Linked DNA regions of Homo sapiens: region 1 is linked to region 2. Evidence: read pairs that join two places in POLR2A ChIA-PET (ENCODE). Cell type or tissue: PC-9. All regions are shown on one strand. Links, peaks and the distances in the headings refer to the core of each region. The heading gives the core; the rest is flanking DNA. Region 1 overlaps LOC107985436 (a long non-coding RNA gene). Region 2 has its middle 170 kb from the start of LINC01522.

The links. ChIA-PET counts read pairs that join two places held together with the same protein. Peaks named below come from ENCODE experiments on the same cell type or tissue, not always from the same donor. Only the 100,000 strongest peaks of a DNase experiment are listed, where the experiment ranks them.
Region 1: POLR2A ChIA-PET joins it to region 2 with 7 read pairs; 1 of 35 experiments calls an interaction of 5 or more read pairs at or near these places.

The regions. Positions count from the first base shown.
Region 1 is chr20:48,017,800-48,022,183 of GRCh38, reverse strand. LOC107985436 (a long non-coding RNA gene) reads right to left here. Exons shown (of 4, transcript XR_007067623.1): 3 at 2,484-3,321; 4 at 1,121-1,968. LOC107985437 (a long non-coding RNA gene) reads left to right here. Exons shown (of 3, transcript XR_001754652.3): 2 at 1-56. Among named protein-coding and RNA genes, the nearest start is that of LINC01522, 30 kb to the right of the region's middle. RefSeq lists enhancers at 1,361-1,861, 1,862-2,362. In PC-9, for the core only: no CTCF peak of the experiment used is centred there; DNase peaks (open chromatin) are centred at 2,483 and 3,047; H3K27ac peaks cover 916 bases.
Region 2 is chr20:48,161,269-48,165,652 of GRCh38, reverse strand. No RefSeq gene overlaps it. Among named protein-coding and RNA genes, the nearest start is that of LINC01522, 170 kb to the right of the region's middle. In PC-9, for the core only: no CTCF peak of the experiment used is centred there; no DNase peak of the experiment used is centred there; H3K27ac peaks cover 425 bases.

The DNA of each region.
Region 1 (4,384 bases), core at 181-4,180, 140 kb after region 2:
TGGGTTGCTTTCTGATGCCTTCAAACAACTCCTAAATGCCTACCAGCACCAAGCAGGTAAGTCAAACAATGAAGCAATCCAAGCATGATCAAGAGGGTAAATTCAGTTATCAAAGATGAGCTATATTTGGCCGTGGTGATGGGGAGACTCTAGGACTGGAGGGACTGAGGTAGACCAGGAGGAGAATGTTCCACCCTAAGGGCACGTTGGTAATAGCTGCCTGTGGCAAGATAGGAAGGCGGACTGAGTATTGGGAGAGCTCCGTTATTGTAACATATAAGCTGTTTGATGTCAAGAACACACACACTTAAATTTCTGACAATTTCATTTTAAACATTATGCCTCCAATAATAATAATAATAATAATAATAATAAAAACAGTTTGGCACAGAAGTTTATAGCATAGGCTGTGGAACCAGACCATCTGGGTCCAAACCCTGCCTTACTCCTGCCCAGCAGATGACCCACAGTAAGGCATTGAACCCCTCTTGGTCAGAGTTTTCCCATCTCTAAAATGGGAATAATAAGAGTGCCTATCTCAAGGGGTATTGGGAGAATGAGACAAGTTAACATACATGAAACACACAGAACCCAAAATCATGAGTGCTAGGAAAGTGTTCACTAAACAAACAAATGAAACAGTTTGCCAGACAGAGCCCCTCTCCAGGCTGATTTCAGCCCACAGCCCACATGTGGAAGCCTCTGCCCTGGTCTAGCCCTCCTTACTCTACGGATGGGGCAAGAGGAGGTACAGAAAGAAAGAGGGGTCTGCTCAGGCATTTGCACAGCTTGTTAGTTGTAAAACTGGCTCTAAGGCTGGAATTTTCTTTTCATACATTTTATCAATTAAATTGTGTGCTCTGTAAGTCAAGCAGCTAATTTCCCTTGAAGACAGAGGGGTCAAATCTTGCTCAAACTATAGATAATTCTCTAATTGCTGTGTCTGCCCCAAATCCATTGTGATCATTAGCAGAGCCCCCTGTGCTCCAGCTGAGAGAGGAGAGGGAGGCTCAGGCTCATCATTGCTCATCTAAATGTTTAATAATGCTCCAATCTGCAGATCACTGGGGCATCAAGCCTAAATTAGCCTGATACTTAAAGCCACGAATAACAAGAGGAGTGAGAGGGATAAAGTTTGTTTAATGAAAATTTCATCAATGCAGATTTCTCATTGAATATTAAGGTTTTGGCTTGAAGACAGCATCAGAGTGGAGTCTGCTGTGACATTGACCTTTATCCCTTGGAGACACAGGTGCAAAGTCAGGCTGGTTTCGCTCTCTGAGTGACAGCACAGTGGATTGTCCTGGCAGTTACAGCGAAGGAAGGTCCTGAGCCTGGGGTAAAGATGGCTCAGCCCTGTTCTTTTCAGGGAGTTTCTCTGCAGGTCCCGGCGTCTCTCCCCACCAAGGCTGCCCTTCCCGGACCTCCCACTCCTCATTCAGGAGCTCCTCCCTTCTTCCAGCTGTGCATCCCAAATCCTGGGAATCCTCCCTGAGCCATGCATGCTGTCCTCTAACTACTGCTATTCAATCCATCCGCAAGTGCAGTCAGCCTGACCTCTGTGAAGACCTGCCCAGAGGCTCTGGTCACGACAGTGACAGCCAGCGCCCTTTCAGTGGCATGCAAGGTCTCGCACAGATCCAGTTGTGTCCCCTCTGACCTCAGCCCCTAGTGTCCTCCTCTCCCATCTACCTCCAGCCACATTGGCCCCTGCCCCTCAGACATGCGGCACACATCTTTCCAGGCCCACACTGGCTGTCCCTCTGCCTTGGACCATCTCTCCCAGAATCCATGAGACCCCCATTCTTTCAGCATCCTTGACGAAAGCGGCCTCCCTGAGCGCCTGCTTAGACTCCTGCCCATCCCCCTCTGTCCCATCATCCTCTGCAAGCTTCCTCCTGGGGGTCATCAGCGCCTGGCTCCTGACTTCGCTATTGTTTGAAGTTCATCATGTGCTCAGCAGCAAGGCTGGAGGAAACAGACATGAATAGCAAGGACCTGTCAATTTCTAACAATAAATTCACCAGGAGTAGTGCAGCACCTACTGTCAGGCCGGGTCTAGGTCCTGGGGACACACCAGAGGACAAAAGATCCAGAGTCCCTGCCCTCGCCAGGCTGCCCCTCTGTACACCCACAGACCCTGGACCTCCAGCAGGAGAGGGAGGAGCCTCGGCTGCCAGAACAGCTCTCAAGGAAGCCCTTTGGCAAAGGGGCGGTTGGAGTTGAGCTCTAGAGAACAGAAAAATCCACCCAAGTGAAGACTGATAAAAGGTGCACAGGGTTGGAGATTTCCGGAAACAGGGGAGAGGGCTTTGCCTCCAGCCAGTGTGACCGAGGAGGACAGTATGAGATGGCAGGGCCCTGTTTTCAGCTAAGTCACACGCTGAGGTTCCAGTGGACATGAATTTGGCAGGGACACTCTTCAGCTCAGGGCAGCTTCCCCTTTTCCCCAGATCAGCATCCAAGCACCCACTCTGACTCACCTTTGGAAAGACCTTCAGGCCCCGAGGGTGGTCAGTGAATGTTTCTGTTGGTGAATTACATTCTTGATGGTTTTGCCTTGGCTATGTCCTTGCCTACAGCTTCCCAGGAGTTGAAGGTCACATTTGGGGCTCACCCACCTTCAAGCCCCCTCTTCCCTCCTCAACCTCAGGGAAGCTTTTCTGTTTCTCTGTCAACCCAAACACCCACTTTGTCTCTACTGAATGACGTTGTCTTTAGTTGTTTGCATTTTGAAAAAATTTGCGCCTTTTGTCCCTATTTTCCTAGGCAATGAGTCAAAGGGCAGAAGAAGCCCCTTCACCCTCCAGCCACACATCACCATTTTACCCACAACAGCACAAAGGGGGTCCCTCTCCCATCAGAGCAGGGAGAAGACCCTCAGGCCTTGGGATGTGGAGCAAGTCACTTTTTTCTCCTCAGCCTCAGTTTACCCCTTTGCAAATGAATGGGTTTGTCTAGATGGCTTCCGAGGGCTTCTCCTGACTCCAACACTCTAGGATTCAAATATTTATTGTAGAATTCTCAGCATTCCATTCTCTGAGTCTTTCCCTCATTCAATTCCTCAGCAAATCCTCATCCAGAGCTCACTCTGCCACAGGTCCTTTTCTTACTTAGAGCAGGGATCCAGCAGCGAACAGACAGATGAAATTCCACACTCATGTGGGTGACATTCCTGTGGGTGCAAATGACAATAGCAAAACGGGAAGAGAGGCAATCAATTCCAGATGGTGACAGTCCTGTGCAGATCACGGGTATATGGCGTCGGAGTGCAGAGGGCTTCCTTGGGAAGGTCAGGGGTGTTCTCTGAGTGGGTGACACCTGGGTGAAGAACAAAGGGCAAGAGGGTGCAGGTCAGAGGGCGGCTGTGGGAAGAGCATTCCAGAACGCAGGAGCAGCAGGTGCACAGGCCCTGGGGCAGGAGGACTGGGGCGTGGGAGGAGGAGCCAGAGGCCAGTGCGGCTGGGATGGGGGAGTGAGGGGAGGTGGTGGGAAGTGATCTGGGGAACCAGCAGGACTCTGCTGGGCCTTGTGGGAGGTGATGAGGAGGTGGAGTCTGCTGTTCCCAGTGCAGTGTGAGCCGCTGAAACATCCGCTCAGGGCCACATGGTCATTTTCAGGAGCTCACTCTGGATACACGCAGAGAGTAGATTTCAGGCATGGGAAGAGGAGTGGGAGCAGGAGGGCCCATGGGGGCTGTTGTAGTGACCCAGGTGAGGACAGAGGTGCAGACTTGGGGACAGCAGCAGGGTGTGGAGAGGAGTGGACAGACAGGGGTGCATTTTCAATTTAATAGATTCCATGGCAGCTAGAAGATGAGGGAGGGCCTGAGGATGCTGTCTGCTCACTGGCTTGAGGAACCGGGCATTTGGTGGCACCACCAACTGGGAAGGGGACACTGGGTCTTTGGTGGCTTTGTTGAAAAATTGCCAGATCTGAAAGCCTGAGAGGCGCCAATGACTGACCCTCCAGGCTGCCCTCCCAAGGGCCTTCTGGACAGGAGGCCATGGGTACAGAGGGACCAGCATCCTGGTTCCCATATGCCAGTCCCGACCCAGGGACTGAGCCCCAGGCAGACCGTGGAACAGCATAAGACCCAGATCTGGTGCTGCCTGGGCAGAGCTGAGCCCAGGATTTATGAAGGAAACTGGCAGGAACAGAGCAATTCCTTCAAACAGCACCTTGCTCCTCACCATCCTCAGTGGCACCCTCAACCGCAGGAGGGAGAATGGTTAGAGGATGGCATTCTTACAGGGTCCTTCAAGACTGCCATTTGCATTTGAACAAGGCTGTGCTTTCTTAGCCCCAGTCCCCTCCATAAGCCCAGGCTGTAAACTGGAAATAAATTTAACTGCATACAAATGTCAAGATTCCAGATACCCGA
Region 2 (4,384 bases), core at 157-4,156:
AAAGGGGAATAATAGTCCCTGTTCATAGAACTGTTGTGATGATTGAATCTCTCAATATGTGGGAACCGCTGAGAACACTGCTGGCATAGTAAGCCCTCGATACGCACCAGCCAGCCTAATAACGGTGGGAACGATAACAGTTGCTGCTATCAGAACCCTTCCAACTCTTCCTCCCACCCTCCAGGCAACTGTCAAGGCCAAGTTCTGCTGCGGCGCTGGGCGGCAGAAACATTCCTCCCTCTGTGTACTCAGTCTGGCTTCCCGCAAACCCACCCAGAGCCATCCCCCCAAAGGCCCTTCCTCCCATGCGCCTCGAGTCCCCAAACCCCACCCTTCCTGCCCATCTTCAGGAACCAACCTGCAGGACCCACTCCTTCCTCTCTGTAACTCCTTCCTCTCTGTAACCCCCAGCCAGCCTTCATTCCCTCCCATGGCACCCGGCTACCATCATTACTTGATGGTCACGAGGTGTCAGCCTTGAAACCTGGACAGAAAGGGGCTCAGAACTCAGAGCCCCCAGGCCTGGTTTGCTTCCCAAAGGACAGAAGGTCACCTTGCCATTCTTTTTCGGCTGAGAAGTCCACAGGGGCTATCAGAAAGAAGAAAAAGAGATGAGTCACAAACTAATGTTTTAATCGTATTGTAATGTAAACAATCACAAGGCAATGTGATAGTCTTTCATTCAACAAACATGCGTGGAGACCCTACTACGTGTCAGGCACTGTTCTAGGCTCCAAGTATGCACGGTGAGCATTATCCCTTCCCTTATGGAATTTAAATTACACTCAGGGAGACTGACAAGAAAGAAATGTACAGGGAATACCAGGTGGTGATGAGGACCGGGGAGACACATGAGGGCTGGGAGGAGGCTGTGGAATGCCGGGCCGGGCTGGAATGATTTGCCCTTCCGAGCTGGCTGTCATCACACGCAGGGCTCTACTCACAGGCACCTCCTCCGAGAAACCATCCCTGACCACTGTCAACAGCAGCCCCACTCTCTCGCTCCATCTCCTGCCCTGCATTCTTTTTTCCACAGCATCTATAATTGCCTGGAATTATGTGTTTATTGGCTTCTTGGCTTAACTGACCCCATAACCACAATGCAGACTTCACGTGAAGAAGGGCTGTACTTGCCTCTTTCAACTCTATACGCCTGGCCCCTGGCACACGGCAGGTGTGCAATAACTATTTGTGGGATGAATGAGTCCAGTGGTTATTGGTCAAGCAATGGGGATGCCATAATTACTACAATGAGCAAAGCCCTGCCCTCGTGGAGCTTGTGTGTGTGTGTGTGAGAGCATGTGTGTGTGAGAGTGTGTGTGTCTGTGAGTGTATGAGTGGGTGTGAGTGTGAGTGTGTATGATAGTGTGTGTGAAAGAGTGGGCAGGTGGGTGTGAGAGTGTGAGTGTGCGTGTGAGGGTGTGTGAGGGTGTGTGCCTGTGAGTGAGTGAATGGGTGTGAGTGCGTGTGTGTGCGTGAGAGAGTGGGTGGGTGTGAGTGTGTGAGTGTGCGTGTGTGTGTGCACGTGTGTGTGCTTGTGTAGGGGAGCTGGGGTGGCAGCAAGTGGAAAGACAGATACTGAACGTGTTAAACAAATGAAGCTTGTTTGCTGGGGTGTTGGCCATCAAGCCCCCGCCTTCAGTGAGAGTTCAGCCATCATAGGGTCCTCCCGGCATGGGTGGGCAGGAGTGGGCATCCCTGTGACACAGAGGCCTTGTTGATATCCCAGAAAGTGCCTCCTGTTGCCAGCTGCCTCCTTCACGGGAGGGAGGACCTGCCTTTTGTCTCTTTATGTTGCCTGTGGGCAGGTTCAGGTTCTTGACTCCGCCACACAAAAGAATTTGAGAGCAAGTCCAAAGTAAAAGCAAGCAAGGGAGTGGATTGCAAAACGGAAGTGTGCTCTGCCAGCTGATCAGAGCAGGCTGAGCAAGGGTGAGGCTGCACCGACGGACGCTGCAGATTTGGGGGTCTTCCATGAGAATTCATGAAGGGCCAGGAAGGGGCTCTGCTGCTGAGCATGTTCTGGGTGGTTTTCTGGCAGTGCATAGGCTGCGGCTGTGCATGGTTGTACATACATGTCTCATTAGCATTGTAAATCTCCACTGAGGTGTTTTTTACTGTTATAATAAGCACAGGTCAACCCAAGGACATTAATCACAAGTTTCTGCACTTGCATGAATTTGGGGATTTTCCTTTCTGCTCCTCTACCTCCTGGCTGCAGGATATTCTAACCACAAGCCCAGGATGTAGTTTGTGCACAATTGGGCAGTGCGTTCTCTCCATATATTTAGCAAGTTCGCTCTCCTTCGAGGGAGACTTTAAGGTCTCCTTTAAGTCTCCTTTAAGGGAGACTGTGACCACATCATCTAACCTACCTCATTTATGCTATGCCGTGCTCCGGACACAGGTGGTGCTCAATAAAGCAACCAGGGCTGACTGGGTGATGACCCCAGATTGTCTTAACTGATGGTCTCCTGATGTTCTTAAACATCCTGGAAAATCACAGGGATGTGTTGTGTTAGACTTCTCAGCAGATCAGAGCTGCAGGGACCTTAGGGAAATCAGTCTAATATCTCCTCCCATTTCACAGGTAAAGAAACTGACTTGAGCCAGATGGGAGCGCATGGGCTGACCTGGCACAGATCTGATCTTCCAGCCATGGTGCCTGGCTGCTTGGTGGACTCCGTATTTCCCACAGTGCAGGACGTGTGAGCCACACAGAAAGGTGGGGGGGCTTTCAGACAAACGCAAGGTGTTTTGGTAGCAGGCTGACGTGTCACACGCAATGACATGGACTCGCAGGTGCAAATCTCTTTTGATCCCTCTGTTTTCCCCTGGCCAGAGTCTCCGCCCATCGAAAGCCTGCCTTGAATGCTTCGCTATCGCTTGCTCATCCTTCTGCGGATGGAGCAGGCCTCAGGCTCAGAGCCTGGAAGCCACTGTGATACTACTCACACTGTATTTCCTTTTATTATTATCTTCTATTTATGGCACTGGTTTTAAACGTCAAAATACGAAGAGAGAGAGAGAGCGTGTGATTTCTGTAATAAATAGCTGTGCTTAAGTAGAATATGTATCCATTTTGAAAAATCTAGGAAAAACTAGAGACAGGTGTTGCTATCATGACAACCAGGAAGCTGGCCGGGTGCAGTGGCTCATGTCTGTAATCCCAGGACTTTGGGAGGCCGAGGCAGGCGGATCGCTTGAGCCCAAGAGTTTGAGACCAGCCTGGGCAACATGATGATACCCTGTCTCTACAAAAAAAACACAAAAATTAGCCAGCCATGGTGGCTCACGCCTGTAGTCCCAGCTACTCAGGAGTCTGAGCCTGGGGAGATTGAGGCTGCGGTGAGCCACGATCGAGTCACTGTACTCCAGCCTAGGTGACAGAGAGACCCTGTCTCAAAAACAAACAAACAAACAAACAAAAAACAAAAAAACAGGAAGCTAAGGTGTAAATGACTGAAGTTTGGCAAACCATCAGTTGGTGGTTGCATTTTTGGGAGGATATTAAAAATAAGCAGTATTTGCTGAGAATTTACTATGGGCCGGGCTCTGCTCTCAGGCCGCCCCCAGCATGAGTGATGGTTTCCCAGTGGATGCTGACCCCATGTTGCTCCTCGGTGCAGGCATCTTGAGCAGTTGAAGATTTTGTCATCAGGGGGTGGATGGGGTTGGGCTCCCTGGCACAGTCAGGCCTGATCGACTGCCCTTGGAGTTCCTGGTCTCCGTGGGCTGAATTCTGTGGCAGATATCTGCAGAGGACCTGAGGATGGAGTTGGAGGTGGCAGGGCCTGTGGCTTCCTGGAAGGCATCTGGTGTCCTTGCTGTGGGGAGTCGGCGGCATCAGGCCTCTCTGGTTAAGTCCCATTCCACACCTCCAAGGGCACAGGAGTCAGAAGCTCCATTCAGCTGTGGCTGGGACCCAGGTGGACCTCAAGAGATGGGCTGAGTCTTCCCAGCCTGGGGCTGTGGCCCTGACCACCCAGCCACGCTGACAGCTCTGCACTGTGGGAGCGGCTCTGGCTATAGTGAGGGTGCATAGATCAGCATGTATCATTTAATGGAGAATAAATCCACATAGCCTGACCTTCCCTGGAACAGCGAGGGGAACGAAGAAGTCAACAGGAGGACTTTTCTGGCTGAGAAGCCATCTCGGAGATTTGGAGCCCTGGGTTCCGGGTAGCTGGAAAGGTAAGCTGCCCAGCGTGGCTAGTGGGTGGCATGTGGAGCTGAGCAAGCCAGGACCCTCTGGGGCACTTGGGAGGGTCCCGAGGGGAACTCAGCTGTGCAGACCCAGCTCTCGACTCTTGCTTCCTCCACCTGCCTTCTCTCTGGAGGGAGTGGGGGTTTGTTTGGGAGTGAGTGAGGGGGCAGGAAAGTG